Linked DNA regions of Homo sapiens: region 1 is linked to region 2. A link is a loop called in an ENCODE intact Hi-C map of the cell type or tissue named here. Cell type or tissue: K562. All regions are shown on one strand. Each heading gives the region's core, and the rest is flanking DNA. Links, peaks and the distances in the headings are about the cores only. Region 1 overlaps H1-10-AS1 (H1-10 antisense RNA 1). Region 2 overlaps EFCAB12 (EF-hand calcium binding domain 12).

Evidence for each region. Peaks named below come from ENCODE experiments on the same cell type or tissue, not always from the same donor. Only the 100,000 strongest peaks of a DNase experiment are listed, where the experiment ranks them.
Region 1: it touches region 2 in a loop (2.1-fold over the local background); 2 of 110 quality-filtered maps call a loop at or near these places.

The regions. Positions count from the first base shown.
Region 1 is chr3:129,320,157-129,335,929 of GRCh38, reverse strand. H1-10-AS1 (H1-10 antisense RNA 1) reads right to left here. Exons shown (of 5, transcript NR_026991.1): 4 at 12,326-12,580; 5 at 11,361-11,749. It also overlaps the pseudogene NUP210P3 and the pseudogene MARK2P3. Among named protein-coding and RNA genes, the nearest start is that of H1-10, 12 kb to the right of the region's middle. RefSeq lists an enhancer at 7,167-7,226. In K562, for the core only: CTCF peaks have their summits at 7,050 (motif pointing left) and 11,837 (motif pointing right); DNase peaks (open chromatin) are centred at 7,079, 8,219 and 11,829.
Region 2 is chr3:129,407,637-129,423,409 of GRCh38, reverse strand. It overlaps EFCAB12 (EF-hand calcium binding domain 12), which reads left to right. Exons shown (of 9, transcript NM_207307.3): 2 at 1,607-2,043; 3 at 4,962-5,156; 4 at 8,009-8,165; 5 at 12,056-12,252; 6 at 14,552-14,765. Among named protein-coding and RNA genes, the nearest start is that of EFCAB12, 13 kb to the left of the region's middle. RefSeq lists enhancers at 4,511-5,010, 12,127-12,627. In K562, for the core only: no CTCF peak of the experiment used is centred there; a DNase peak (open chromatin) is centred at 9,359.

The DNA.
Region 1 (15,773 bases), core at 3,852-11,851, 87 kb after region 2:
CACATCTGCTCCTCAGCCCCTGTTCACCATCAATCTACTCGCTACTTCTATGAGGTCAGCTTTTTTAGATGAACACTTCAGGGACATCACACGGAATTTGTCTTTCTGAGGTGATGGAGATGCTAAGTAGTGTGATTTTGTCATTCCAATGTGCACACATCCATCTAATCCTCACACTGTATCTCATAAATGAATGCAAGCATGATTTGCCAATTAAAATAATATTAAGAAGAACATAATAAATGTAATAAAACACAGGAAGTGTAGCTCGACTGCCCCACCCACTTGGTTTTTGTCTCGGCCCAGCTGTCCATTGGGTTCACTGGTGCTGCCTTATTTCTCCCTTTGACTTTTTTGTGCTAGTCAGAAACAACATAATTGCAGCATGAAACTGAAACATCTTTTGCCAATGGCATCCGTGGCTCCTTTTGGTCACAGAGATTGAGGTTACACCATCTGGCTTCCCGGGGGTTCCCTCCGACCAAGTCACCTCTTCTGGGTCTTCCACATGGAGTGAGCCAACTTCCCAGTGGGTTCCCTGAGACAAGTCTCCTTGGGGGTTCCCCCATAGCTGCTGGTGCTCTGGGGAGGGTGAAGTCACAGGCTTATGCTGGGGGCTTTGCTGGGAATGGCTGGCTTCATCTCCAGGCCAGGTAGGGTTTGCCCTGACTCCCAGGGATGCTCCTGTTCGTGCTTCTGTGAATTAGAAAGTGGGAAAGGTCGGCTGGTTTTGAGTCCTCCTCTCGGTTGGACAGGGAAGGTTGACTTAAATGTGGCAGATGGGGAAGGACAGGTGGGGCCCCCAGGAAGGAGGGATTGTGCTCCGATGTTGGAACCCTTTCTCCTCTGCACTTTTCTGAACTCCCTGATTAGGTAGGTGGCCATGGGATGACTTCTTTTTTTTTTTTTTAATATCGCTTCCTCGATATGCTCTGCCTAGAATCCCCTGGCCACTATGAGCTGGGTTGTTGTGGGGCCTGGGAGGTCCAGGAGTGGCTCTCTGTATGGCTTGAACCATGTCTTCTGGTCGCTATTGACTCAGGAGTCCCTCAACAGCTGGTCCAGTGGAAGCTGCTCCCTGGGGTTGAGTGTGAAGAATTTTTAAATATTTTTTTCCATTAAAATAAAAAAAAAAGTAGCAGTACTATTTTAAGTTTTGTTTTTTTTTTTTTCTGTATATCCTTACAGTTCTGCTCATAAAATGGCAGGTCCCCAGCCACCATTTTGCATACGATGATGCCAAGGCTCCAAACATTGATGGCAGGTCATTGGTACCCATCCATGGCCCAGGAAGAGTTCTGGGCCTGCGTAAGGGCGAGTCCCATTAAACGTTCTCAGTCTCTCTTTGCAAATGTTGAACTAAACCCAAAGTCGGCTATTTTGATGTTACGTTCTTTGTCAAAAAAGATATTAAGGTTTGTTCTAACCCCAGGAGAGCTCTTCCCAGCTGTCTCTTTTTCCATTTCTCTCTTGCAGACTTGCCGGCCTCCAGTGTAGCCCACACCTCCTGGACTCTCCGTCGCCTCCCAGTTGCCTTTCAGCACAACCTCCACTGTTCTGGAGAGTGCGCTTAGGCTTGGACTTCTCCGAGCTCCATTGCACATGAAGTCAGTTTCTTCAAAAGCTACTCACACCTTCTGTTTTCTGCCTGCTGCTTTCCCAGGCAAACTCTCTGAGCCAGAGCTATGGTGCTGGACACAGTGGTGCATCTCTCTCTGGTGACACCTGCACATCAGGAGCTGGGTGCTTGGTGAATGGGGCAGTAGCCCCAGTGTTCATCGGCTGTCCTCTCTTAGCAGGGAACCCCACCCCATGAGCCAGGGAAGGGCGGCCGGGCCCCAGTATTCTCATGGGTGCTGCACTCAAGGCAGAGCCTCCATCCCATGAGTGGGGCCTGTGTGGAAGACAAGAGCCTCCACCTCTCAACCCACTTTCCTGGGCTGAGCAAGCGGTCTCAGCAAGCGGTAGCTGGTGGCATGATAAGAAAAGATAACATTCTGCCCCTCTTAGCAAGCAAATCTCCCAGGCAGGAGCTAGGGGGTGAGGGAGTCCTGTGATCTTGGAGAAAGCAGTCTGGAGTGGAGCCCCCCTCACTGGGGTGGGGAGTCAGGGAGGACGGGCATCTTATTTCACACACTGCAGGCCCTTGGTGTTCTTCCCAGGTGTTAGTAGGTTTTCTTAATAAACGCTTCTTCATTTGCTGTGTGCCCTTGGAATCATCCCAGAGATTTTATTTTAGTTTTTATTTATTTATTTATTTATTTAAGACGGAATTTTGCTCTTGACACCCAGGCTGGAATGCAACGGCACGACCTTGGCTCACTGCAACCTCTGTCTCCCGGTTTCAAGCAATTCTCCTGCCTCAGTCTCCTGAGTACTGAGATTACAGGCACCCACCACCACGTTCAGCTAATTTTTATATTTTTAGTAGAGATGGGGTTTCACCATGTTGGCCAGGCTGGTCTCGAACTCCTGATCTCAAATGAGATCTCTGGACCTCATCATCCCAGAGATTTTCAATGGCTGTGTATTTCATGACTTCTGCCACCTTCACTGAGGCAGTCCAGGTTGGAGTGCAGTGGAGCAATCTCCACTCACTGCAAGCTCCGCCTCCTGGGTTCGCGCCATTCTCCTGCCTCAGCCTCCTGAGTAGCTGGGACTACAGGAGCCCACCACCATGCCCGGCTAATTTTTTGTATTTTTAGTACAGACAGGGTTTCATGATGTTAGCCAGGATGGTCTCGATCTCCTGACCTCGTGATCTGCCCACCTCGGCCTCCCAAAGTGCTGGGATTACAGGCGTGAGCCACCACACCCGGCCTGCTTTTTTTTTTTTTTTTTTAAAGAGACAAGAATCTTGCTATGTTGCCCAGGCCGGTCTCAAACTCCTGGGCTCAAGCGATCCTCCCAGCTCGATCTCCCAAACATTTAAATGTTTTTAATACATTAAACAAGAATTGCATGTCTTGAGTATTGTTATAAAATTCAAATAATTATTTGATCTATAGAATAAAATATACTACCATTAGGTGACAGGTTTAGATTAACCCTTTGATTCCGAATCCCATGCACTTTCTTCCCACCTCTATCTACTTCCTGGGAGAGACTCTAAGCTTCTACTATGAGTTTGGCATCAATTGGGATTTTAATCCTGTTCCTGAGCCCCTCTGTGTGGAACACTTGCCAAGACAGAAACTGCAGGAACCCCAGAGTCCTTGCTCCTCAAACACTTTAGGATTTCAAGGAGGAGGAGTCTCCCCATTGATGCTTCATCCTTATACGTCTCCACATTCCCCAAGCCTTTTTATTACAGGAAGCCTCAGAATTAACCCTCCCCATCGTAAACACAAGGACTGCCAGGCTGGGCCTCTTTCTACAGTAAGCCCCTCACTTAGTTCTGGGAGGACTCCGAGAAACGAGGAGACTCTAGACAAACTGGGGCAATTTCCCTCCAGCTTTCTCAACTGAGGTCTACTATTCCACTTCAGATAATGTGGCCGAAAATAGGTAATTCCATTTCCATGTGCATAATCTCTCCCGTTACTTACACCAATCATGGCTTCTGGGTGGTGGAGCAACACACACTATAGAATGAAGGAGAAACAAGGGGCTTCTTCAGGGACCCAGCCTCAGGGTGGAGACGTGGCTTCCTTCCTAGGAGGAGGACACAGTAGGGTGTGCATTGCAAGGTGGAGAAAGATAAACTCAGCCACGGGGGTTGCAGGGCGATCCCCACTCGGCCTGGTAGGACCCACTAATTGAAATAGGTTCTTGTTGCTTCTGAACTCCTTTTCAAGGAAACAAGTCAAGGTGTTTGTTGAAGTAAGCATAAAATATCACATGAGGCAAAATCATGGCTTCAGAATCCCTTTGATGATGAATACTGTGTGACACAGTTTGTTTTAATAGAATCTGCTTGCTCTGTGGGTGTCAAAATTTTTCTCCACAAAACAAAAATAAGTGAGACTGCTCAATTTAGAAAAAATATCACTTTCCCCAGAAGGAACATGTTTCTCATACTAAGATTCTCCAAGAACCTTCACTGTCTAGAACAGTTTCCCAGTGGTGCCTGAAGAGACATCTGCTGTGAGGGATTAAATGTTCAAATGAGTGACACCAAGACCAAGAGCTCTAGGAGTTCCGAGACAGCCACCCATGGACTCCATGGGAGAAGGCAGGGCTCAGGGCCCTGGGCTGGACCTGAAGAGGGAGGAGTACAGAGGGGCTGAGGGAAGTCACAAGAGTGTCCAGGCCATGTGTGGATGGGAGGGGGAGGATGGATTCCAGGGTTTTAAAGTTCAGAAGAGTCAGCACGCCATCATCACCTGAATCCAGCCACAGCCATTTGCACAGTGATTTCTGTGCTCCATCTAAGCAAGAGTGAATCCTAGCCATGGCTGGTCACTGCCAGGGCAAGAACTGAGGCCTCCTCATTCCTTGTCATCCCAGAGCTCAGCCCTGGGCAGCCCAACTTAGTCCTCCCAGAGGTTCTGATAAGCACATCGCTGGGCTGAGATCTAGCTCAGGCATGGAAGGGTTTCATCCTCACCCTGTCTAGCCTGTTGGGCCCCACACTAATCCAGGTGCTTTCTCGGGCTCTGATCCAGGGTCAGAGGAGATGAGCGTGGGCTCCTGAAGACAGTAAGTTGTCCCCATCCCCTCTGTCCCTGCTGCTCTGATCCTGTCTGGACAGGGTTTGCTGGTCCGTGCTTTTCACCTCTGTGTACAAGTGCAGCCCCTGCTGGGAACCCTCGACCTGGATGCTGTCCTCCCCGTTGCAGCATCCCCAGGCCTCACAGAGGGCCTGGCCCCTGTACCTGTGCCCAGGAAGCTCCCATAAATGGATGATTGGATCAGAGCAGACACCTACTCTGCAAGGAAACACCAGGGTAGAAGAATCATGTCTTCTTCATCTTTATATCTCTGAAGCTGCGCTCTTCTGTGTGGCAGTCACTACCGGGAGGTGCTCCTTATTACTAACTTAATTAATCCATTCAATTAATTAGAGTGCAAGAAAACACTGTGTTCAACAGCCACATTTCATGTGTCCCTAGGAGTTATTTGCCACTGACCATAGCACTCAACAGCACAGAGAGCATTTCCCTCTGCACAGAACACTTGGGTAGCTGTTCTGAGCCCAGCCCAGGTCTGTTGAATGAGCTCATCTACCTCACAATGTTTCCATCACGGTTAGAATTCCAGGTAGGTAAGTCTGTAGCGAGAGCTGTAACATTGCAGCAAAAATGGGGAAGTGAGAGGAGGAAAGGAGACCTTCTCACTTGATGGTTTACAATTGTCAGCAACGCCTCATTGATGGTCTCGAACTCCATAGAGCCCAGGGAGGGTAAGAGAGCCCAGAGGACAGAGAAGCATGATCTTGTGTCATCTAATGTGACCTCAATGGAGTAGGAGGGATGGGTGAGTCACTCTCTGGAATACCCTTCTTGCTGATGTTTGTGGCCCCTGGACACCATGTGGTGCACGCAGCAGTGAGGATGAAGACGGGAGGTAGGGGACTCCACTCCAGGTAGGACCCAATGGGAGAGGCTGCTGGGGAGCACGAGGGTTACACTTGAGGCTATGAAGCCTTGGAAGGGAGCTGTGAAATCAGAAATAAATGTGTAAAATCTGATTTGTTCTTTTTGTATTTTAACGGCATACAGAGATGGTGCCTCTGGGCTCTGAGTGTGCTGTGTTTGCCATCATAGTATTTAAAGATGGTCTTTCTCAAAGCACCAGATCTTTCCTGCCTTTGCCACAGCAAACTTCAGAGCCTTTGATTATGTTTCACCTCTTGGGAATGATACACAAAAGATTTTGGTTTGACTTTTGGGTGTTGACCTCCAGGGGAAGGAATCTGGTGAGACACAACTCTCTCATAGGCAGATACCTGATCTTGGAGGCAAAGTCCATCTAGTGAGTGCGGGGTGCTGGGTGAGAAGTCGGCCCTCTCCCTCTGTACTTTCTTTTCTTTTTTTTTTTTTGAGATGGAGTCTCTCTCTGTTGCCCAGACTGGAGTGCAATGGCACGATCTCGGCTCACTACAACCTCCGCCTCCTGGGTTCAAGCGATACTCCTGCCTCAGCCTCCTGAGTAGCTAGGATTACAGGCGCATGCCACCATGCCTGGCTAATTTTTTGTATTTTTAGTACAGACGGGGTTTCATTGTGTTAGCCAGGATGGTCTGGATCTGACCTCGTGATCCGCCTGCCTCGGCCTCCAAAAATGCTGGGATAATAGGCGTGAGCCACCGCACCCGGCCCCTCCCTCTGTACTTTCAGGACTTGGAGCAGAACCTTCATGTTCTGTCCTCGTAACTGGGGGACCAGTTAAAGGGCAGCCAGGTTTCTGCTGGGGCATGGGCCAGCTGTGCCCGCCGGTCTCAGGTGTAACAGGCTAAGTCGCCCACAGTGGTGTAGACAGACCCATTGTGAGATGGATGCCTTAAACTTCTTGACCTGTGTTATCCTCCCAGCAGCCACGTGAGCTTGCACACCACTGTGCTCTCCATTGAGTAGTCGTAGAGGCTGAGACCTGAAGAGGCCAAGCCGCTTGTCTGAGCTCGGGGAGGGCAGAGCTGGAGTCTGAACTCAGATCCATGTGGATCTGCACTCTCATGTGGGAGCCACGGGCCCCAGGGCTATTTACGTGTAGTTAGAAAATGAGCAGTTTGGCCGGGTGCAGTGGCTCATGCCTGTAATCCCAACTCTTTGGGAGGCTGAGGCAGGCGGATCACGAGGTCAGATCAAGACCATCCTGGCTGACACAGTGAAACCCCGTCTCTACTAAAAATACAAAAAAAAAAAAATTGCCGGGCATGGTGGCAGGCACCTGTAGTCCCAGCTACTCAGGAGGCTGAGGCAGGAGAATGGCGTGAACCCTGAAGGCGGAGCTTGCAGTGAGCCGAGATCATAGCACTGCACTCCAGCCTGGGCGACAGAACAAGACTCCGTTGTCTCGAAAAAAGAAAAAGAAAAGAAAAGAAAAGAAATTGAGCAGTTCAGTTCCTGAGATGCATAAGCCTCCAGTCCAGGGTTCACTGGCTGCACGGCGAGTGCTGCCACCTGTGGGACAGGGCAGGAGCAGAGCTACACCGGTCCTTGGCCGGCGCTGGTGCAGGCCCCAGGTCTGACTGTGCTGCTTGCCTCTAGTTTTGCTATGTGATTTTTAAAGAGCACGATGCCTTTTTTTAAAGTTTCATTTTCATGTTTGAGTCTCCTTTTGCAGAAACTTCAGGCCTGTAGAAAATCTGCCAGCGCAGTCCAAAAAGAGGTTTCCCTCACTCACCTGAAAGCCGGTTGCCAGCCTCATGTCCCATCACCCTGATGATTTTCAAGTGCTTTACGACCATTAGTGACGTTGTCCTGCATGGCCACCGTGCAGTTATGGTGCTAGGAAACGAACACTGATGCCGACCATCTTCAGACCTCATTCGAGTTTGCTCATTTGTCTCGGTTTTTTTTTTTTTTTAAATTGAGACAGAGTCTTACTCTGTCGCCCAGGCTGGAGTGCAGTGGCACAATCTTGGCTCACTGCAACCTCCACCTCCCGGGTTCAAGCGATTCTTCTGCCCTCAGCCTCCCGAGTAGCTGGGACTACAGGCGCGCGCCACCATACACAGCTAATTTTTTTTTGTATTTTTAGTAAAGACGGGGTTTCACTGTGTTAGTCAGGATGGTCTCAATCTCCTGACCTCGTGATCTGCCCGCCTGGGCCTCCCAAAGTGCTGGGATTAAAGGCATGAGCCACCACATCTGGCCCAGCCCTTTTTTTTTTTTTTAGACAGTCTCCCTCTGTCACTAGGCTGGAGTGCAGTGGTGCAGTCTCGGCTCACTTCAACCTCTGCCTCCAGGGTTCAAGTAAATTTCCTGCCTCAGCCTCCCGAGTAGCTAGGACTACAGGTGTGCACCACCACGCCCAACTACTTTTTGTATTTTTAGTACACATGGGGTTTCACCATGTTGGCCAGGATGGTCTCGATCTCTTGACCTCATGATCTGCCCACCTCAGCCTCCCAAAGTGCTGGGATTACAGGCATGAGCCACCGTGCCCAGCCATTTGTCCCAGTTTTATCCCTTTCAGCAAAAAGAAAAACCCCAGCCCTGAGTCACCTGCCGCATGTGTCCTGTTTCTCTTAGTCTCTGTCAGCCCGGGACAGCCTCCTGGGCTTTGACTTTGGACACCGTGACACTTGTGAAGAGGACAGTCTGGTTATCTGTAGAGCAGCTCTCATTTTGGGTTTATCTGCTGTTCCCTCATGGCCAGGCTCTGAGCACTGCGTCTTTGGCAGGAATATCACCGAAGTGAGACTCCATTCTTCCACTTGCTTCTGATCTGGGGAAGTCACCTTCTCACCCCTTTGTAATTATAAGTCCTTTGTTGGGGAGTTTACCATCTTCTGGTTTTTTTTTTTTTTTTTTTTTTTTTGAGATGGAGTCTCACTCTGTCACCAGGCTGGAGTGCAGTGGCGCAATCTCGGCTCACTGCAACCTCTGCCTCCCGGGTTCAAGCAATTCTCCTGCCTCAGTCTCCTGAGTACTGAGATTACAGGCACCCACCACGTTCAGCTAATTTTTGTATTTTTAGTAGAGATGGGGTTTCACCATGTTGGCCAGGATGGTCTCGATCTCCTAACCTCGTGATCCGCCCACAATTACGCCATTAAAGTCCAGCTCTGGGCCGTAGGGGATGATGGGGACGTGGTGGTTCCTCCATCACAACCTTCTCCAGAACTCAGCTCACGGTGACTCCAGGCAGACGTCCTCACGTCCTGATGCCTTTGAGAGCTGAGTCGCCCTCCTGGAGGCAGAGCTTTCTGGACCAGCTCTGCAGTTTCTGGTGTTTTGTAAAACTATGACCACGAGCCGGAGAGTCAGAGACCTGGATTCCAGTCCTGGCCTTGTCACTTCCTGCCTGTGGCCTTAGCCAGGGAACGTTACCCACCTGAGCCTCAGCCTCCTGCCCTGGGAAACAGAGCTGGAGGGGATCCCATGCCCAGCTCGGCAGATTGATCCGCTCAGGGCCCCTCTCTGGGCCTGGCGCATGTTGGATGTTGAGGGGATGCTGGTTCCCTGTCCCCTTCTGACAGCCCCGTCCCCTGCCATGTCAGGCCCCCCAAGCTTCCAGGCAGCTCTGCACCTGAGCCGAATGATAACAGAAATCCCAGACACCAAGGCAGGTTGGAGCTGGATTGTCCTGGATTTGTGGTCAATTTGACATGTGACACCTAGAGTAACCAGGCGAGGAAATAAATTACGGCGTGGCCCGGCACCGGCAGATGCTGGGGAGATGGAAGCATGGCGGCAGATTGCTCTTGTGCAGGGGAACAGTGGGCTCGTTTGTAAATGCAGGCTGAAGTGGGAGGCTGCGTGGGAAGGATCCCTGAAGTCAGCCTGCCCAGCAGCCCACACTCCATGCTACACCACGTCCCCGACATCTCCCCAAGCTGGGATCTGGGGAGAGTGAGACGTGGTGCCGTCCGGTCCCCAGGGCTAAGGGACCAGTCATGGAGAATCGTTCCCCAGAGCTGGGTGGTAGGCCAGGGAGGTGGGACAGGAGCAGGCAGCCTCAGGGAGGCGAGGGCGCTGCTGGTCCGGCCTCGGCTGGGCTGTGTTCTTGGGCCTGTTGCCTCATCTCTCAGGCCTCATTGTTCCTGTGTGGACTCAGCGGCTGGTCTTGCATGTCAGTGTTTCCATCACGTATGCAGGTGGATAAAATGGAGTTTCCCAGGCTTCTTGCAGACACAGCCTGGGCCAGGGGCCAAGCATCTGCATTTTTCACAAGGACATGGGCAGATCTGATGTAGGAAGCTGCAGGGACATGTCTCTAGGTAGCCCCAGCCCTGACTAACGGGACACCCCTTATTTCTTCAGTGTTGGCCCCAGTGGGAGGGGCTGATAGGGAATGCTGTGGTAGATTCTGACAGACCTTGTGTCTGGGTTTGATCAACAAACTTTAACAACGCGTTCCTTTTCCAGAATCATCACTTTCTTGGAGTCTATGTCCATCCCTCCTCAGAGCACAGACCCCCTGAAGGTTCAGACTAGTTCTACTGTGAACACTATAGATCTATTATCACTTCAGAGCATAGACCTGCTGTGTGTTAAGGACAGAGCTGCTAGGATTCTGAGTGTAGACCCACTGAGGAACAGGAACAAGTTTGAAGGAGCCTTGTTCAGATAGAATGGGATGAGTCCAGGTTTGGTCCTCGGGAGGTCAGCTCAGGACTCAGGGCTGAAGGCGGCATCAGGCATCTGTTCCTCAGCAACAGGTCCCTCTCTGTGGAGGAGGCCAGCGCCATAATTGTGGGGCCCCTAGGTGGGTGGTGTGGGGCCTCCAGGTAAGTGGTGTGGGGCCTGCAGGTGGGTGGTGTGGGGCCTACAGGTGGGTGGAGTGGGGCTTCCCATGTGGATGCTGAGGGCCCCTGTGCTGAGGGTGGTGGTCCCATCCTCCTCCACCCTGCTGCCCCTGAGGCCTGAGTGCTCAGGCTCCCCCTGCCTGTTTTAGGGTTCACCATTCACCCTGGTGATAGGTGGGTGCTGGAGACCGGCCGCCTGTATGAAATCACCATTGAAGTTTTTGACAAGTTCAGCAACAAGGTCTACGTATCTGACGTCAGTGCCTGTTCAGGTCCTGGCTGGGGGGATGAGGTGGGTCGTTGTCTGACGCAGCTGCTGGAAAGCAGCCCCCAAAGCAACAGGAGCCCCCATGCAGGATGACTGAGGAAGGGTCCTGTTTCTAGTGGCGCTCCTGGGTCTGTGGGAGACACTGCCAAGGCATCCTGGGGCATTTCCAGAGCCTGTGAGCCTGCACACCCGCCCCACCGCAGAGTCCCTGTAGGGCTGGAGCCCTGTAGTCCCTGTAGGGCTGCCACAGCGGCAGGGCTTCAGGAGAGGGGGATACGGAGGAGGTCTCTGCCCGCCACTCTCCCACCCCCTTTTCCCCAAGCTGGGGACCTCAGAGGATTCATTCTTCTCCCGCCCTGCCGAGAGTCAGGGAGCACGTCCTGGCCTTCTCCCTGCTGAGCCCCAGAAATACCTGGAACCCTGCGTGACAGAGGCCGAGCTCAGCACGCTTTCTGGTTCTGGAAAGGGGTGTCAGACAGATGGGGAAATGTGCAGGAGCCTTGGCCACCTCTCTGTCCCCTGTGAGAAATTCCAGGCTCATCAGTGAGTGCCTCCAGGCCCTTCCAGGTGGTGTTGGAGGTTTGTTTGTTTTTTGAGATGGAGTCTTGCTCTGTTGCCCAGGCTGGAGTGCAGTGGAGTGATCTCGGCTCACTGCTACCTCCACCTTCTGGGTTCACGCTATTCTCCTACCTCAGCCTCCCCGAGCAGCTGGGACTACAGGCGCACACCACCACGCCCGGCTAATTTTTTTTATTTTTAGTAGAGACGGGGTTTCACCGTGTTAGCCAGGATGGTCTCGATCTCCTGACCTCGTGATCCACCTGCCTCGGCCTCCCAAAGTGCTGGGATTACACGCATGAGCCACCGCGCCTGGCCCTGTGTTGGAGGTTTTAGAAAGAGGTGAGGTTCCTCTCGGTGTCCTTGAAGAAGCCATTGCTTTGCTTGTGTTATCAAACAAGGGCTGGGATGGTCACCATTTGCAGTTAGCTGTAGGGGACGTGATGTCCTTTTTTTGGTATTTACTGGTTCCTTGTTGAGACCTTGGTAGGCTCCAAGCTGCCCCAGGTGCCACACGGGGAGATGAAACAGGAGTGCAGGTCATCGGGCCATGCAGGGAGGGTGCCCTGGGTGGGGACAAAGGCCATAGTGGTTAGAGCTCTGTTCCAGGGCCTGACCTGCCCGTCTGCTGCTAGTGGAGGCTGCTGAACACCAGGGGGCCCCTTGGCCTGGCCCGGCTGCTGGTTTCAGTTCTGTAGCTTCTTGCCCAAACTCTGACTTTCTGGAGTCACCCCAGAAGCACCTCTCACCTGTCCTGCCTCGCCTTCCAGAACTTCTGAATTGAAACTGTGCTTCCTGCTGAGTTCTTTGAGGTGCTCTCGGCCTCCCAGAATGGGTCATACCATCACGTCAGGGCACTAAAGAGGGGACAGATGGCCATTGACGCGGCCCTCACCTCTGTGGTGGACCAGGCAAGTTGGTGTCTCCCCTGCGTCGTGCCTTGGCCTATGAAGCCCTCCTCTGTAGGCAGAAATGTCAGCCCAGGAGGGCCATGGGTCGAGTTGGGCCACCAGTGTCCCTTTGCCTGTTTGGGCTACTTACATCCTGGGTTCTTTTTTCCTTTGTCTTTAAGAAGCCCATCAGCCTTAGGGAGCAGAGCTTTGCTGATCGGAAAATCGGCCTGGGTGTTCCCATTTTCCTACCCTGCGCAGAAGGCCTCCCGGCCTGGAAGGGGCCGCAGGCTGTAACAGGAAGAAATGCCCATGCACCGACAGTGACTCCTGCCAGAGTCGGCCTCCTCATCTCTGGGAGCTGGGTGGGCTGCTTTAGCTCTCAAGCCTCAGTTTCCCCATCTGTAAAGTAGGGGGTACACCACGTCCATCCTGCCGGGGTGCCCTGAGGATTCAGTCAGGCAGCACTTCCAGGAGTGGCTGTAGCAAAGCCACGGAAAGCCATCCCTGTGGAGAACGAGAGGGTGGCAGGGTGTCTGGAAACTTCCTCTCCACTCTCCCACAAAATCCACCTTTGTGGCCTGATCCCCAGGGAGGGGTGGGGGTCCAGTGACTGGGAAAGACTGCTGATGACATGGTTGTCATAGTGATGTGTGGCACCCTCACCCCTTGTAGGATAGAGGGGTCCACACACTATGGGTGCCTGTGTGGAACCAGCAGGAGGTGGAAATTCACATCCCCATCACCCTGTATCCCAACATCTTGACGTTTCCATGGCAACCAAAGACAAGTACTTATCAGTACACAATAAAGCTACATGAGACCCCCACTTCTGGGTGCATTCCTCTGGTGTTTCCATAGGATTGTGGCTTTTCGTCCATTCTATTACTTTTTTTTTTTTTTTTGAGACAGAGTCTTGTTCTGTCACCCAGGCTGGAGTGCAATGGCACAATCTCGGCTCACTGCAACCTCTGCCTACTGGGTTCAGGTGATTCTCCTGCCTCAGCCTCTCAAGTAGCTGGGACTACAGGTGTACACCACCATGTCCAGCTAATTTTTGCATTTTTAGTAGAGACAGGGTTTCACATGTTGGCCAGGCTGGTCTCGAACTCTTGACCTCAAGTGATCCTCCCACCATGGCCTCTCGAAGTGCTGGCATGAGCCACCACGCCCGGCCTCATTCTGTTACTTTTAACGTTACTCTCTAGTGGCCTACTTTAAATCACAGTCTTTATGATTTCTGTTATTTCCTGAGGTTTCCATCATAGCAATGCATTTTTTGTAATCAGGAAAAAGCCCAACAAAAACCAATAGTGAAAAAATAGAGAAAAGAAAATACAATAAATTCTGGAATATTCTGGAATACAGATTTGAATTTCATTAACATTTCTTTTTCTAAAAGTTATGTTTTGAAAGCTATATATATCTGTATATAGATATAGATATATAGATATATGCTCTTAGAGAAAACATTCAAATTCAAGGCATAAGTATCTCCAACCCCATCACATGGGACGTGTCACTGCTTTGATCTTCCTGCCTGCACGTGGCATTAGCCAGCAGGACTCGCGTTAGACAGGGCTCGAGTCCTCGTGGTCAGTGCAGGGCACATCAGTCCTGCTGTCCCATGGAGTGGTGACAGGTGTCCTTTCTATGCACTGGCACTGGCTCTCTGCTCAGATGTGTCACCGTCCTGGCCCCTTGGGTTCTAGGGTTGTTTCCTCTGGTCTGGGAGCAGAGGTGCGGTCGCTGACCTCCCAGCAGATGATGAGGAGTGGGCAGGGGTGTGTGCTGGGAGCTTGTGTCTGGTCAGGGAGGCAGCGCCCTGCAGCTGGCTCGGTGGCCAGGGGTTCTGCCCACTGCAGCCTGAGCTTTGCGAGGTGCCACCAGATTCTGGGGCCTCTGTCATGGGCATGTGTGTTTGTGTGTGTCAGTCTCGAGGTCCCCAGAACATGAGGGCAGAAACAAGACAGGACAGAGAGGGCGAGGGCAGGGGGAGCCTCCAGCCAGACCCTGGCTGACACCACGTTTTTCCCTGCAGTTGGCATCGACCTTGTGTGTGAGTGAGTAAGTGGCCACAGGTGTTTTTGAGGATGTGAGAATGGGTGTGTTTGAATGTGTCTATAGGTATGTGTGTGAATGTGTAAGAAAGTGGGTATGTGTAGAGCTGTGTGGGTATGTGAGGATGTGTGTGAAGGTATAGGTGCACGTGAGTATGAATGGCTAGGTGAGTGTGTGTTGGCTTGTGTGTAAGCACCTATGTTTGAGGGTGTGTCCGTGGTCAAGTGTGAGCTTGGGTGAGTGCATGTGAACTGGTGAGTGGGAATGGTGAGTGGGTGAATGTGAGGGTAAATGTGTCGAGTGTGTGTGAATGGGTGAGCCTGTGTGAATGTGAGCGAGTATGTATAAGTGCGAGTGGCTGTGTAAATCAGTGAGCATATGTGTGTGAGGGAAGTGAGTGGGAGCATGTGAATGCGTGTGTGAACCTGTGGGTGTGAAGGGTATGTGATGGTGAGCTTATGAGTGTGAAGGGCACATGCCTGTGTGAACATGTGTGTGTGAGCACGTGAATGGGTGGATGATGTGTCTGAGTAGGTGTATGTGTACGAATCTGTGAGTGTGAATGGGTTAGTGTGTGGGTGTGAGGGGTAAACTGTGTGACCATTTTGTGAGCATGTGAATGAGAGGATGACAGGTGTGAGTAGGTGAATGTGTGTGAACCTGTGGGTGTGAATGGTATGTGTGAGGATAAATGTGTGGGTATGAGTGTGTGTGCATATATGTGTGAATGGATGCGTAGGTGTGTGTATGAATGTGAACTATGTGAATGGTGTGTGAGCATGTGAGTAGGAGGGTAAATTGTGTGTGAGTAGGTGATGTGTACGTGTGTCAACTGTAAGTGTAAATGGTGTGAGTGTGTGTGAGCATGACTGAGTAGGTATCAGTGTGAGTGTGAAGTGTGGGTGTGAATGGTGAGCATGTGTGAGGGTAAATATGTGTGAGTAGGTGTCTGTGGGTGTGAACTGTGGCTGTGAATGGTGAGCGTGTGTGAAGGTAAATCTGAGTGTGAGTGAGTAGGTGTCTGTGTGTGTGAACTGTAGGTGTGAATGGTGAGTGTGTGTCTGGAAGCCCAGAATCAGACTGTCGAGCTGGATCATTCAGACTCCATACATCCAGCCCCTTTATACAAACTGGGAGACTGAGGCTGGGCAGTGGTGGTGGGGAAGGGATCACACCCAGCGTTTGAAGGACAGCCCGGGTCAGAGCCCAGCCAGGAGCTCCTGACCCCCATCCTCCCATCCGCTGCTGCTGCAGGTGTGTCTGTGTCGGGAGCGCACTGTGTCCACCCCGCCTTGGTACAGCTAGGAGCATGACCTCCCCCACCCTGCACTTAGCTCACAGCCCACAACTCAACGGACATACTAGATGGCAGGGGCTGTGAGCCAGGCAGGGAGGGTGCTCTGGTAGGAGCCCTAGGGAGGGGTCTAGGGAGGCCGGCCAGGGAAGGAGCCAGCCATGGGGCCACCCCAGCAAGTCCCAGGTCCTGAGAACCCTCTGGGTATGTGTGGGCAGCAAAAAAGGCTATGAGGCTGAGTGCTCAGCTGGGGAGCTGCGGTCAGAGCCTTGGTAGGGGCCAGTGGCAAAGGCATTGGGAGACTTTACCCTACGTCTGGTGAGAAGCCATTAGAGACCTTCTGGC
Region 2 (15,773 bases), core at 4,734-12,733:
AGCAATCCTCCCACCTCAGCCTCCCAAAGTGCTTGGATTACAGGCATAAGCTACCATGCCTGGCCCCTTCTGATTTTTTAGAACACTTCCAAACTGTTATCTCATTTGATCTTCATAACAACTTCAAGAGGTAGATAGAGCAGAGTTTATATCATTTCAGAAGTAAAATACTTGAGACTCAGCAGGATTGGGTGACAGCCCTGGGTAATATCAAGTAACAGCTAAGAGCCGAGCTCTGGGGCCAGACAAACTGAAGTTCATGTCTCAGCTCTGCTACTAATCAACTGAGTGACCTTGGGCCTCTCTAGGCCTCAATGTCCTTATCTGCAAAATGGGCATAATCATAGTACCAGCATCATAGGTCTGTCCATTTTTCACTCACCAAATATTTACTGAGTTCCCATTATATGTAGACACTGTGGAGGTGTCAGGGCTCCAGTCAGGAACAAGAGAGATAGGGTTACAGTCTTCATGGAGCTCATAGTCTACTAGAAAAAATAAACATGAACCAAATAATTGCACCAGGGGTCTCAAAGGCAAATTGCTGCCCAAACCGAGGACTTAATAAAGAAAATGAGCTGCCTGTGAGACAAAAAGGAATGGGGGAGCCTGTGGCAAGCTGGAGAGGGCAATGCCTCAGCCCAAAGTAGCTCAGATTGAAAAATATCAAGCAAGTTGTCAAACAAAACAAGACCTCAGCCCTCATTCAGCATGAGGGCCACCAGTTTTCAGCCCTTGTTGTACCCAGTCGTGATAAGTGGTCTGAAGGAAAGTGCAGGTTGTGATGCAAAGATGGGACCTGGAGGATAAGGAAGAGTGCCCAGGGTGTGGATGGGGAGGGAGCACTCCTGCTAGAGGGAGGAGCACGTGCCAACCCCTAGTCAGGATGAGGCTTGGACCACTCAGCAAACAGAGAGAAGCCCAGGCATCCAGGACATAGTAAGGGAAGAGAAGCAAGGGATTAGGGGGACAGGTTGACAGAAGAGGGGCCCGGGACTTCATTTTAAGGTTATCAAAAGTCATGGAAGGGCTTCAAAATGAGTGCATGGTGAGTATATACCAATAATAGCAGATATATTATGTACAAAGCAACTCTAATAAATTGACTGATTTTAACATCACTCCCATCCGATAAAATAGGTTACCATCATTATGCCCATTTTACCAATGAGGAGGTTGAGACAGAGAAGTTAGGTGGTTTGCTCAAGATCATGCAGCCAGTAGGTGGCAGGGCCAGGACTCAGACCGAAGAACGTTCTGGCCCCAAAGCCTCTGCTCTTAATACTGTGCTGCCTCAGATGATCACACAAGATCAGACTGGCATCTTTAAAAGTTCATTCTGATTGCCAATGGGAGGTGTTGGGGGCTGGGTATGGAGAAGATGAAATAAGAGAAAGCATATAGAGCCCTTAGCTTGCTGCCTGCTGTTGGGAGCACCCGGTAACATTAGATGAAATTATCCTTACGATTACAGCAAGACAATGATAAAGCCTGGCCTGGGATCCAGGGCCCTGTTGCCCAGCCTGGAGCAAAAGTGTTTTTCCTTCCTGGCTCCTTTCAGTCCTCTTCCAGAGAGAAACTCATCTTTTAACTCTCTTACCCCAAGGACTCTGCCCGTCTAAGACTCCCATCAATGAAAATGCTCCCGTCTTTGATCCTGAACCGGTCATTGCCCACTGCTTCAAGCAGTTCCAGCAGAAGGACTTCCGCCTGCCTCAGACCCGCCGGCGAATCATCATGGTGCCTCGCAAGGAGGATCAGACACCCCTTAATCCTGCATCCCAACCTCAGGCTCCCCCAAAGCCCATCCCCAGCTTCAAAGTTCTGGAAGCTAGAGATATCCAAGAGCAGCCAGAGGACAGGAAGACCTGGCTGAGCCAGAGGTCGAAGCTGCGGCAGGAGCTAGAGTCCTTTGGTGATGTAAAGAGGTGGCTGGAGAACAAGCCCAGCATCACGCCTTCAGAGGCCAAGGTCTTACACATGATCCACGAGGAGCAGAGTGCCCAGCCAAATGCCTCCCAGGCAACTACCAGGACCACCAGGGTGAGCAGCCCCATTTGCCAGATGAAGACACCAAGGGTTTAGGGATGCATCATTATTTTATTCCCTTGGGTTAGGCTGGATAGGGATAGTTCACACCATTTCACAGAGGAGCAAACAGAAGTCTTGAGAGGGAGGTGTATTAGTTGTCTAGTTATCTATTGCTGCATAACAAACACCCCCAAATGACTGAAAGCAACAAATATTTATGATCACACACCGTTTCTAGAGTCAGAAATCAGGGAGTAGCTTTGCTGGGTCGCTCTGGCTCAGAGTCTCTCATGAGGTTGCAGTCAGGATGTTGGCCTGGGCCACAGTCATCTGAAGGCTTGACTGGGGCAAAAGGATCTGCTTCCAAGCTGGCTCACCCATGTGGCTATTGGCAGGAGGCCTCAGTTCCTCCCCACATGGACCTCTCCATAGGGCTGCTTAAGTGTCCTCACAGTATGTCTGCTGGCATCCCCCAGAGTGAAGGGTCCAAAAAAGAGAGCAAGACAGAGGCTGCCCTTTCAGACCTAGCTTCTGAAGGCCTCAGTTTCAGAAGTTCCACACTATCACTTCCACCACATTCTCTTTGTCAGAAGTGAGTCCCTGAGTACTACCCATGCTCAAGAAGGAAAGAAGACTCCATCTTAGAAAGGAGGGAAGCAGAAGAGTTTGTGGACATACCTTAAAATCACCCCAAAAGGGATCATCCTGGCAGTCCATCTTATGGGGTATTTAAAATACCCATTGTTCATTCATTTGTTCATTGACACAAGTTTGCTGAGGGTTCCATGTAGCAAGCTATTGTGAGGATGACGATTGTGAGGTTGGGAGGAAAAGGAGGATCCCCCTTTTACAAATGTGGAAATAGAAGCTCAGTGAGGCCAACATTTATCCAAACATATAGTGATAGTAAGTGATAAGGGTACTACCAACTCATTCTCTCTCTGTGACATTTCCTTGGGATAAGAAGACAGATAAGTTGGGTTTAAACATAGCTCTGCTACTTCCTAGCTGTACCATTTGGGTCTCAGTTTTCTCATCTATAAAATGGAGACAACCATTGTTCCTACCTCCTGGGGTCGCTATGATGTCTAAATGCATTCATTTATATAAGGTGCCTAGGACGCTATTGGGCACATAGTGAGCACTCAAACATGATTTCCATCTGTATTATTATTGTAATCTCACAAGTGTCCATTGGGTTGGTTGGCCCGGAAACTTCAGGGTCAGTCCTTGCTGTTATTATAGCCCAAATCCTAATTTCATGGGTCTAACACACCCTCTTCTGCCAGCAGCATAGTGTCTAAGAATAAGAACTAGACTTGGGTTAGAAATGCAGCTGTACTGCTTACCTGCTGTGTGGCATTGGGAAAACCTTTCACATCTCTGAGCCTGATTCCTTATTGTGAATTAGGTAGTACCTCATACCTAATTCATAGGATCATTTATTCCTTCAGCAAACAATTACTGCCTGTCTTCCTACGGCCTGGGCTTTGTTCAGTATAAAGGTGGGAGATGGGGATACACTGTAAATAAGACACGGTCTTACTTCCAGGGTGTCTTAGCCTGGCCTCTCTTGCTGTCACAGAAGACATGATGCTGGGTAATTTATAAAGAAAAGAGAGTTTTTTTTGGCTCACAGTCCTGGAGGCTGAAAGTCCTCATGAGGTTGCAGTCAGGATGTTGGCCTGGGCCACAGTCATCTGAAGGCTTGACTGGTTGGCCTCTAGGGAGGGCCTCGTGCTGCATCCTAACACAGTGGAAGGCATCTCAGGGTGAGGGGGTGCACGAGAGGGAGCCAAACTGGCTTTTCTAGCTGATCCCATTCATGATAACGAGCCCTCTTCCATGATAACCAATTAATCCTTAGCCCATTAATCCATTAATCCATAAATGAATTAATGGATTCATAAGAGCAGACACCTCATGACCCAATCACCTCTTAAAGGCCCCACCTGTTAATACCATTATGTTGATAACAGTATTAAGTTGCTTCTGACCCAGCCCATCTGTGGATCATCAAAAGATGCTGCATTTCCAACGAACTCCTGGTGATGCCTGTGGTAGTGGTCCACGGGACCACACTTTTACTTTTGCTAGCTATTTAATAATGTAAATTAATTATAAATTTAAAAATGGAGTCCTTCAATCACACCAGCCACATTTTGAGTGCTCAATAGTCACATGTGCCAAGTGGCTTAACAAAAGTCATGTTCAGTTTAAACATGTATTTTGGAGGGGACAAACATTAAGCCATAGCACAAGGTGTTCACATGTTAGTGGGAGAGGCAGACACATAGGATTAATGGCTCTACAGTTTGCTACAGGCCATTAATAGAGGTGGGTCTCTATTATAATAAGCACCCTGGGAGGAGCACAGAGGAACAATACCCTAGGGAATGGGAAGGCCCTTTGTAAACTGCCCAGTGCTGCACCAAGGTAGAAGATTATCATCCATTACAAAATATGCCCTTTCACTTGGAATTGGAGAAGGAGGATTTGGACAGATAGAGAAAGAGAGAAAAGTCTTCCAGGCAGGAGGCCTATAGCAGATGCAAAGGCTGGGGGCGGGGATGGGGAGTCTCCACCTGGCTCCAGGGAAGGGTATAGGTTTTGGTGCACTGAGAGACCAGACCAGTGGGATTACGCATACTGACTGGTTTGACAGGAGAGATGTGGATAAGAATGAAATTTTAGTTCCTATATTGCCCAAGCCTTGTGTTTTTCAGATGAGAAAACCAAGGCTCAGAGAAGCAAAGTCTCCCAGGCATTTTGTGGCCAAACACAGTTGCCCTGAACCCAGTGCCCTTTGTACTCTATCCTGCTATTTAGAGCTGCTCGTCCTCTCCTTAGTCCCTAACTCTGGGGACTGCATCCGCCTGGCCTGTCTCCTTTGAACTCTCTCCTCTGCCCTACCCTCTCACCTCTTCCAGAAGAAAGCCCCCAGGCTCTCCCGGCTGTCCCGCCAGATGGTGCCCCAGCTCCAGCTGCCCGAGCCCCCTGCCCTGTCGGTCATGTACTCCTACCTGCATAGCCGCAAGATCAAGATCCTGGAGATATTTCACAAGGTGGGCCAGGGTGAGAACCAGAGAATCACCAGGGAGGAGTTCATCGCGGCTGTAAAGGCAGTAAGTGCCACCTGCTTTCTCTGGATGGGCCTAAGTGGGCAGGATGTACATGTACTCCCTCTTTGCCACCCCCGCCCCTCCCCCGCCATGCTGGGTTCTGGTTCAACTGAGAAGTAGACACAAGGAGTGCAAACTGTCAGCCTTATTACTTATTAAGGCTAGAAAATATGGATTAACTTGTGGCCAAATCAGATCCTCAATATCTGCCCCGCACCAGTCTGACCTTGAAAACCCCCACCTGAGTGGAAAGTCTGTGGAGTCCACCTCATAACCAGCCAGCTACCTTGGAGAATCCCTGTCTTGCACAGCAGACCCCAAAACTAAGATCAGAGAAAGCTGGTAGAGTGTCTCCAACTGTCACTGGCATATAAGTTACATGGGTGTCCTGTCGAAATGCAGCTTCTGACCCAGCACATCTGTGGGTCATCAAAAGATGCTGTATTTCTAACGAGCTCCTGGTGATGCCTGTAGTACTGGTCTATGGACCACACTTTTACTTTCACTGGCTATTTATTAATTTAAATCAATTATAAATTTAAAAATCCAGTCTTTCAATCACACCAGCCACATATTTTGAGTGCTCAGTAGTCACATGTGGCAAGTAGCTCCTCTACTGGACTGCACAGATGTGGAACATTTCCATCATCATGGAAAGTTGTATCGGCCTAGCAGAGGTCTGCAAACTGTGGCTCAAGAGACAAGTCCAGCCTGCTTCCTGTTTTTTAAATAGAGTTTTATTGGAACACAGCCACACTCATTCATCCTTGAATTGTCTATGGCTGCTTTCATGCTACAATGGCAGAGTTGAGCAGTATGACACAGACCATATGGCTAGCCAAACCTAAAATATTTACTATCTGAGGTTTTTTGTTTTTAGTTTTTTTTTTTTTTGGTTTTGGGTTTTTTTTTTTTGGTTTTTTTTTTTTTTTTGAGGCAGAGTCTCACTCTGTCACCAGGCTGGAGTGCGGTGGTGCGATCTTGGCTCACTGCAACCTCCGCCTCCCAGGTTCAAGCAATTTTCCTGCCTCAGACTCCCGAGTAGTTGGGACTATAGGCGTGCACCACCACGCCCGGCTAATTTTTGTATTTTTAGTAGAGAAGGGGTTTCACCATGTTGGCCAGGATGGTCTTGATCTCTTGACCTTGTGATCCACCTGCCTCAGCCTCCCAAAGTGCTGGGATTACAGGCATGAGCCACTGCGCCTGGCCTTATCTGACTTTTTATAGAAAAAGCTTGCTAACTTGCTAACCCTAGTCTAGATGAATTACGTTTTTATACATTTTGAATGCAAGATACTTTACCCTAGCATGCTGGCTCATGCCTGTAATCCCCCAACACTTTGGAAGGCCAAAGTGAGAAGACTGCTTGAGGCCAAGAGCTTGAGATCAGCCTGGGTAACACAGTGAGACCCCCATCTCTACAAAAAATTAAAAAACTTATCCCAGTGTGGTGGTACACACCTGTCGTCCCAGCTACATGGGAGGGTCAGATGGGAGGATCACTTGAGCCCGGGAGTTAGAGGCTGCAGTGAGCTATGATCACACCACTACACTCCAGCCTGGGTGACAGAGCAAGATCTCAACTTAAAAGAAACCCAAACAACGACAACAAATACCTTAAACAACTTTAGGGAGTTGACTGTGATGTCTTTCGTGGTTTTAAATTATTATCAGTTTTCTCACACATGTTTTATGACATGTAATTATCTCAACAACATTTCAAAGCATTTAAAGATAATAGTCTTTAATCTCCATAACCAAAAGTTTAAATATTACATTCTTTAGCACCAGGAGAGTTCATTTTTTTGTTTGTTTGTTTGTTTGTTTGTTTGTTTTGAGACGGAGCTTCGTTCTTGTCACCCAGGCTGCAGTGCAATGGCACAGTCTTGGGTCACTGCAACCTCCCTCTCCCTGGTTCAAGGGATTCTCCTGCCTCAGCCTCCTGGGTGCTGGGATTACAGGCATGTGTCCCCATGCCTGGCTAATTTTGTGTTTTTAGTAGAGATGGGGCTTCACCATGCTGGCCAGTCTGGTCTCGAACTCCTGGCCTCAGGCATTCCACCCACCTGGGCCTCCTAAAGTGCTGGGTTTACAAACGTGAGGCACAACGTCCAGCCAGCACCAGGAGAGTTCTGATCTTACTTAGCTCTGATCAAGTTAGTTCTGATCAAGGCTAGGCACAGTGGCTCATGTCTGTTTACCCAGCACTTTGGGAGGCCGAACCAGGCGGATCACTTGAGGCCAGGAGTTTGAGTAAAGTTCAGTGAACAATGACTATTGTCTAAAGAAACTGAAGAACAAAATCATATTTCCTTTAAAACTTTTCTTCTTGAATATCCAATGTTGCTGGCAAGCATTATACACCTCCAGAGTTGCTCATCGTCCTTAAAAGAATGAGGAGTATAGTATTCTTGATCCCATTTTCCAGGAATTAAGGGAGATTTATGTGTTACTTGTGTATAGGGATGATCCACATGTGAAATCATGCTTCGTATCCAGCATGGTAGATGCTGCCATTGAGACTGGTAGGAAGTGGGGTGGGACCCTAGAGGAAGAAGAAACCCACTCTATAAAGATGGTGACATCTGGACTGGACTTTGAAGGAGGGATAGGAGTTTTTCAGGCAGAGAAGGGGAACTGCCTGAGCAAAGGCAAAGGTAACAAAGTGCAGAGTTCATTCAAGGACCGGGAAAGGGCTCTGAGCTGCAGCAGGGACCTTGGGTATAGTAGGGAGTGGTTGAGGATGAAACTGGAAGCAGGATGGGGGTCTGAGGAGGCTGGTAAGGCCTTGGCCATCAGAGCAGGATGTTTGGATGGGAGCCTGCTAGTCTGAAGGTCTTCTCTCTCCTCAGGTCGGAGTCCCTCTGAAGAACCAAGAGGTGGAGGATATAGTGATCTACCTCAGCTCTCTTGGGAAGCACAACACCATCACCATGGATATCCTGGCCAATACCTACAAGCAGTGGTCTATGGCTCAGCAAAGGAGCAGCCTGGCCACTGCAAGGGAGCGTGCGTACCCCTCCCCATCCTGTGCCTCCACCTCCCCGTCCTGGGAGCAAGCATGGTGCAGGCAGCCTTGGCCTCTCCTCCAAACTCACTTCCTCAGTGTGTTCCCCAGTTTTGGCCGACTGTGGTTTGGCCAAGCCTCTGGAAATTTTCAGGCCCAGAGATTAACTAAGGAGTAGATATTCCCTTGAGTGCCCAGCTACCACTGTGTCCATTCAAAGACAAATGAGTCCCAGCCCTTGTTCTTAGAGGAGGATACTCAGCCCACCAGAGCCCACCTGAGAGGCTGAGAACTGACCCAAATGGCAAGCCTTTCCAGAGACATTTATGTGTGTGTGGGTCCAAGGCCTCCTCACTATTAATCCATAGCTTATTGATAAAATTCTTGTTCAGAACCAGAATTAGCACATGTTTACAGTTTACTGGAAAGTGTATTTTGGTATTCTGCTATCAGGGGTATTATGGCAGGGTTGCTGTCAACAGTTGTAAAGGTTGTACATGGCTCAAGTTCCATCTGCCAAGCAATACATTTGTGGGGCCACATCTGTCCAGACAAGGCACAGAGGCAAATTAGAAATGGACTTGCTAAAGCTCTGGCTGTGAATTTACTCTACAACACAAAGGTGCATTGTATAATATTTCTTTATATCTTAGTACCATTCTTGTAGTAAACAAACAAACAAAAAAGAACCATTACAACCACCCACCCATTCTAGCACCCTTCCCAAACATAGCCACAGCTTTGTTTTTCTAAATGAAACAAATCTTGCTCTGTTCCCATCTACCAGGTTGGCAGGAACTTAATCTCATGCATGTTTGGGGCTTCCTTGTCCTCCCTGAGTCACACAGGAGCCCTGGAGGAGGCAGTGGAGGGGTTTCCTAACAATGGTAAAGATCTGGGGTGAGGCCGTTGGAGTTTACAGTCACACCAAGAGGAGTTACTCAGCATCCTCACTGGAGTGGCTCATTTGGGGACAGCAGGCAGCTCAGAGCATCCATTCCTCAGTCCTCCAGGAGATTTTCAATGTCCAGTCTCAACCAGCTGCCCTGCAGAGAAACTATCACCTCCCAAGCAGGGTCTCTGCCTCTCTCAGAGCTCAGGGAAGCTCAGCACCCCAACAGTCGCTCCTGCATGTGTCACCACCCCAACAGTAGTAATCTCCTTTATGTCCAGCACATTTTTAAGGTCACCTCAAGTTGGGCTGCTTTCCCTCTGATACTCTTTGTGCCTTTTTGTTATAAATTACCAAGCTTATCATTATCTGTGTAGCTGGCTGTGAGTCATTTCAATGACCACAGTGTGCTGTGATGCATATTCGCAGCAGAGATATTTTGGGTCCTGTTATTTCCCAGTAAGTAAACACAAAGCCAAGCAGCAGACCTTTGCTCTCATGGTGCTACTTTGGCGTCATCACTGAGTTCTTTTTCCCTGGTGAGCAATAGTGGGTAAGATAGGTAGACTGGGGTGTGTAAGAATTAAAGAAAGAGGAAAGAAACAGGAAAGGTGGCTCAATAGTCAAAGACAGGTTTATTTTAGAGAAAACAAACCTGAGAGGGGCTGCTGGCTGAGTTAGGTCAGAGCCACATTCTCTTACAGACTAAGAGTTTTTAAGGATTCACAGTGGAAGAGTTTATCAGAGGCTTGGACTGCTTCTCTGTCTCTTTGTTGTGTTTATCTGGGAGGCAGAGTTGCGTGTCTGTTTCCATACATCTTTCTGCAGCTGCAGGCATATCCCCCAAGTCTGCTTTTAGCTTCCCTATCTTAGTGCACCTGAAGGGAAAGGAATGTGCTTATTAAGGCCCACAGTTTTACTGGGGCCCATTGTATGAGGGTGAAGTTTGGCAGTCACCCAAGAGACTTTCCCCCGACCTCCCTCTGTGCCTGAGCTGTCTTGTCTGTGTTTTACTGTCTGCTCTTTCTGGCTGCTTATAGTTAGAAGAGAAGTGATTTCCTTGAAATGCATGAGGCTAGAAAGGGAGCTGGAACTTAAAGTGGCGGTGTTTGTCCCAGATGACGGTGCTCCTGCTCTGTCCGGGTGTCTCTCACTTTGTCTAAAGAGGCAAGAGTTTGAGCGTCTTGGCAGGGGTGCCTTCTTCCAGTAGTTCTTCTTGCAGTAGCTCTTCTTCATTCTTGCAGAATGATCTCAGTTTATCCTTTATGTCCGCAGAGGTCAGGATTGCTATTCCTGCTTTACGAGGAGGAAGCTGGAGCTCAGAGAGGCTGAGCCACTTGTTCACAGCCTCAATAGAAGGTGGTAAGGTCAGGATATTATTTCAGCTTGAGACGATGAAGGTCTGAACCAGGGCAGGGACAATGGGATTCTTTCATTCATTGGAATCTTTGTTGAGCAACTACTATGTGCCACTTCTAGAAACTGGGAACACAGCAGTGGGCCAGCCAAAGCCCCAGCTTTCGATGAGCTTGCACCTAAAGGGCTGGTGGTCAGGGACGGCCTCTCTGAGAAGCAGACATTGGAGCTGACATCTGAGTGATTGACAGGAACTAGTCTTGGGGGAAGCACAATCTAGGCAGATAGAACTGTGAAGGCAAAGGCCCTGGGGTAGGATAGCTTGCAAGAGACAGAAGGTGGTCAGGGTGGCTGGGTGGAATGGGTGAAGGGTGAATGGTATGCCATGGACCAGGTGGGAAGGCAGCTGAGGCCAGATGGTACAGCAGGGCCTTGTAGCCCAGGGAGAGGACTCTGGGTTTTGGTCTAAATGCTGTGGGAAGCCAAGGGAATGAGGCGATCTGGTCGGTCGGTCAGTCTGTCTATCTATCTATCTATCTATCTATCTATCTATCTATCTATCTATCTATCCATCCATCTACACATATCCAACATAAGGAGACTCATGCAATGGGGTCTCCTTATGTTGCCTAGGCTGGAGTGAAGTGGCTATTCACAGGTGTGATCATAGCTTACTGCAGCCTCAAATTCCTGGGCATAAGCAATCCTCCCACTTCAGCTTCCTGAGTAGCTAGAACCACAGGCGTGCCACTGCACCCTGCTTTATATATGTGTATATATATTTTTGGGGGGGGATGGAGTCTTGCTCTGCCATCCAGGTTTGAGTGCAGTGGTGTGATCTCTTCTCACTGCAACCTCCACCTCCCGGGTTCAAGCAATTCTCCTGTCTCAGCCTCCCAAGTAACTACTACAGGTGCACACCACTGCACCCGGCTAATTTTTGTATTTTTAGTAGAGATGGGGTTTCACCATATTGGTCAGGCTGGTCTTGAACTACTGACCTCAGCTGATCCACTCGCCTCAGCCTCCCAAAGTACCCTGCTCTATATTTTTTGTTTGTTTGTTTTTGAGAGGGAGTCTCACCGTGTCACCCAGGCTGGAGTGCAGTGGCACGATCTCGGCTCACTGCAACCTCCAGGTCCCAGGTTAAAGCAATTCTGCCTCAGCCTCCCGAATAGCTGGGACTACAGGCACGTGCCACCATGCCCGGCTAATTTTTTGTATTTTTAGTAGAGACGGGGTTTCACAGTGTTAGCCAGGATGGTCTCGATCTCCTGACTTCATGATCCGCCCTCCTCGGCCTCCCAAAGTGCTGGGATTACTGGCGTGAGCCACCGCGCCTGGCTATACTCTATATTTTTTAAAGATCCTATTTGCTGCTTGGTGAGACAGGGTGACAGGACGAGAATGGCAACCAGAGGGCTGGGGTTGGTGCAGTAAGGGACGCCATTAGTGGAGATGGAGAGGAGGGCCACATCTAAGGTACAGCTTAGGTGGCTTAGGTGGGCACTGCCCAGACGTGTGGGAAGGGAGCGGAGGGGTGGCCTGGTGCCTGCTGGGTGACACTGGATAACTGCTTGGCAGGTTCCGTGGCTGGGCACCCTCTTAGTCCCTCCTTCCTTCATCTCTTCCCTCTGACTCCAGATTATATCTTGGCCAAGCACAGAGATTCCCTGAAGGGTCCGCTCAAGAAGCAGGAGGTGGATTCAGCCCCACAGCTTCCCAAAGTGGACCTACTGACGGTGCCTGCAGTCGACACGCAGATGGAGACGCGGCCCATGACCCTGGAGGAGATGGAGGAAGTGGGCAAGCGGTACCGCGAGCGGCAGCGACAGCACAAGGTACCTCGCCAGCCCAAGGAGAGCATGCGGCTTGGGGACTGGAGCAGCTGGGGTTCAGATCACCGCAGCAGCACCACCCGCTGGCTGCAGAACCCTGGGGAGGGGGGTCTTCGCCTCTACAACCACCCCTTCTTCACGTCCCTCATCTGTAAAATAAGAACAATACCTGCCTCCTGAGGTTTTTGTAAAATGTAGTAAGATCCTGTTTCTGAAACTATCACGTCCCCCTCTCCCTATTCTTTAATTATGACTTTTCATCCTTAGACCAGGCCTGCATTTTCATCACAGCTGGAATCCAGGCACCTGGCACAGGGCCTGACACTGGGTAGACTCTCCAGAAATACATGGCAAGTGAAGGAAGGATTGATTGCATGAATTAGCTTGTCCAGTAAACATTTATTGAGAGCCTACCATGTGCCAGGCACTCTTCCGGGTGTTATAGTAAGCATAACAGTCCCTGCCCCTAGGAAGCTGACAGTCTGGTAAGGGAGGCAGACAACATCAATACAATACTACATATAAATATTCATATATAATATAGTCTGGGAGTGGTGTCTCGCACCTGTTAGCCCAGCGCTTTGAGAGGCCAAGGTAGGAGGACTGCTTAAGCCCAGGAGTTCGAGGCCATCCTAGGCAACATAGGGAGATCCTGTCTCTACAAAAAATTTAGAAAGTTAGCCTGGGGTGATGGCATGTGCCTGTGGTCCCAGCTACTCAGGAGGCTGAGGTGAGAGGACTGCCTGAGCCCAGGAGGTTGAGACTGAAGTGAGCTAAGATCGCACCACTGGACTCCAGCCGAGGGGAAAGAGCAAGATCTTGTCTCAAAAAAAAAAAAAAAATTATATACAGGCCAGGTGCAGTGGCTCATGCCTGTAATCCTAGCAATTTGGGAGGCCAAAGTAGGAGGATCACTTGAGGCCAGGAGTTTGAGACCAGCCTGGGCAACACAGCAAGGCCCCGTCTCTACACAAAATTTTTAAAAAATTAGCCAGCATGGTGGCATGTGCCTGTGGCTGCACCTACTGAAGAGGCTGAGGCCAGAAGATGGCTTGAACCTGGGAGGCCAAGGCTGCAGTGAGCTATTACTGCACAGTACACCCCAGCCCAGGCTACAGAGTGAGACCGTGTCTCTAAAAAAAAAAATAAATAAATAAACACAAATATATATATAATTAAAAATACATATTTGTATTTATACCTATAATATTTGTATTTGTACATATAATAAAATGGCAGATATTGCTAAGTGCTATATCTACTAAGATTTGATTCAGTTGCATGACAAGAAAACCCAAAATGTTTGAGCAGGGACCAGCAAAGTTCCCCTGTAAAGGGCCAGATAGTAAACATTTTAGGCCTGGTGAGCCATGTCTTGTCTGTCGCAACTACTCAGCTCTGTGTTGCAGCAGGAAAGCAGCCACAGACAGCACCTTAACAAATGAGTGTGGCTGTGCTCCAACAAAACTTTATAAAAACAGCTGGTGGGCCAGATTTGGCTCATGGGCTGGTCTTTGCTGATTCTGGTTTTAGAAGCTTTAAAAGTTAGGGTTTTTTTTTCCTTGTTAAAAAACAAGGTGGTGGCAGCCAACAAAAGCAGCTACCTGCTCCGCCAGCCTCCTCCTATCTTAGCTCATGGCTTTCACCTCAAGGTCACAGATGGCTACTCCTAATTTAAATGTCACTTTTCTTTTCTTCTCTTCTTTTCTTTTCTTTTTTTGAGACAGTCTCACTCTACTGCCCAGGCTGGAGTGCAGTGGCTTGATCTTGGCTCACTGCAGCCTCAACTTCCCGGACTCAAGCCATCATTCCACCTCAGCCTCCTGAGAAGCTGGGACTACAGGCGCGCGCCACCATGCCCAGCTAATTTTTTTGTAGAGACAGAGTTTTGCCATGTTGCCCAGGCTGATCTCGGACTCCTGGGCTCAAGTTATCCTCCTGCCTCGGCCTCCCGAAGTGCTGGGATGACAGGTGTGAGCCATCTTGTGGCCCCGCGAATGTCCTTTTTCAATAGGACGCCTCTAGGGCATGTGTACTGTGTTTTACCATATATGTTACACAGTCATGTGTGCACTCCTGCACACCCGTCTACAGGGCTGTGACTTCAGAACCTGAGCTTCTGAACCTGAAGTCTTCACTGACTTCAGAACCGGAACTGCAGCCCCACTGGACGTTGGTTGCCATCACCCCTCATGGGGACCTCGCAGGGGAGAGGTCGATGAGGCACTGCATCTTCCTTCTTCTGGCCAGGAGGAGGGACACAGGCGAGAGAAGGGCGAGCCCCTTTCTGCTTCCTTCGCAGCTCACGATCCCCTCCATCCAGTACACGGAGCAATGTCACCTGGTGCGCTGTGGGAATCGGCACTTTGATGAGCACTGCCTCCCGTCCACCATCCACGGGGATATGAGGGAGCTCATTGACTCGGCCCGCAGGCACAACTTTCTGGTCTACCTGCAATGCTGGAAGCTCTGTAAGTCCTATGGCCTCCCGCTGACAGAGGACATCCTCATGAAAGGTAAGGGCCTCGGTAGCTGGCCCTAGGAAGATGCCAAGGGAACCCCAGAGCTGGGGTGAGGGTGATGCCACCCAGGGCACCCATGCAGCCATTCAAGCCACTGTAATCTCTGGTGGGGACATTGGGAATAAGGCGGAGTGGGGGCGTGGAGGAGAAGAGGAGGAGCCCAGTCTGTTTTGCTGCTAGATGGGATTTCTAGAACACAAGACCCGGAGGTCTGGGTTCCACAACTGAGATTTGGGGGTCTGGATTCTGGAACCCTGAGCTTGGTGAACCAAAAGCTCATTCTAGAGTAGAAAGCTCCAAGGACAGGAGTTCCAAGTGAGAAAGCCCTGAGGTTGAACATAAAGGAAGAGTTGCAATATTGAAGAGGGATATTTGATAGAAATGATAACTGCTATCAAAACAAAGCCTTTCTCTAGGCCAGGCTGTTGCCTGGTTCTTCTGCAACAAGCAGTGGGGTATGAAAGCACGTGGAGACAGGACCTGCTAAAGCCCTTTGAGCAGAGAGCACTCAGACTCAGCCCTGAGATTTCCACACTGCTTCTTCCCTCTGCTTGGGTGGAAAACACGTTTTCATACATCCAAGCTGGTCTGAGCCCACTGTGTCTCTGCGGGGTGAGCACTTCTAATATGTGGGAGCGGAGAAGGGCCCAGCCCCGAGATGACAATTTAGCAATGCCTGCATTCCAAACTTGTGAATTGGTGAATGTATAAATTTGTTTTGTTTTGAAATGGAGTCTCACTCTGTCGCCCAGGCTAGAGTGTAGTAGTGCGATTGCGGCTCACTGCAAGCTCCGCCTCCCAGGTTCAAGCAATTCTCCTGCCTTGGCCTCCTGAGTAGCTGGGACTAAAGGTGCGCACCACCATGCACAGCTAATTTTTGTATTTTTAGTAGAGATGGGGTTTCACCATGTTGGCCAGGCCGGTCTTGAACTCCTGACCTCAGGTGATCCACCTGCCTTGGCCTCCCAAAGTGCTGGGATGACAGGCATGAGCCACCGCACC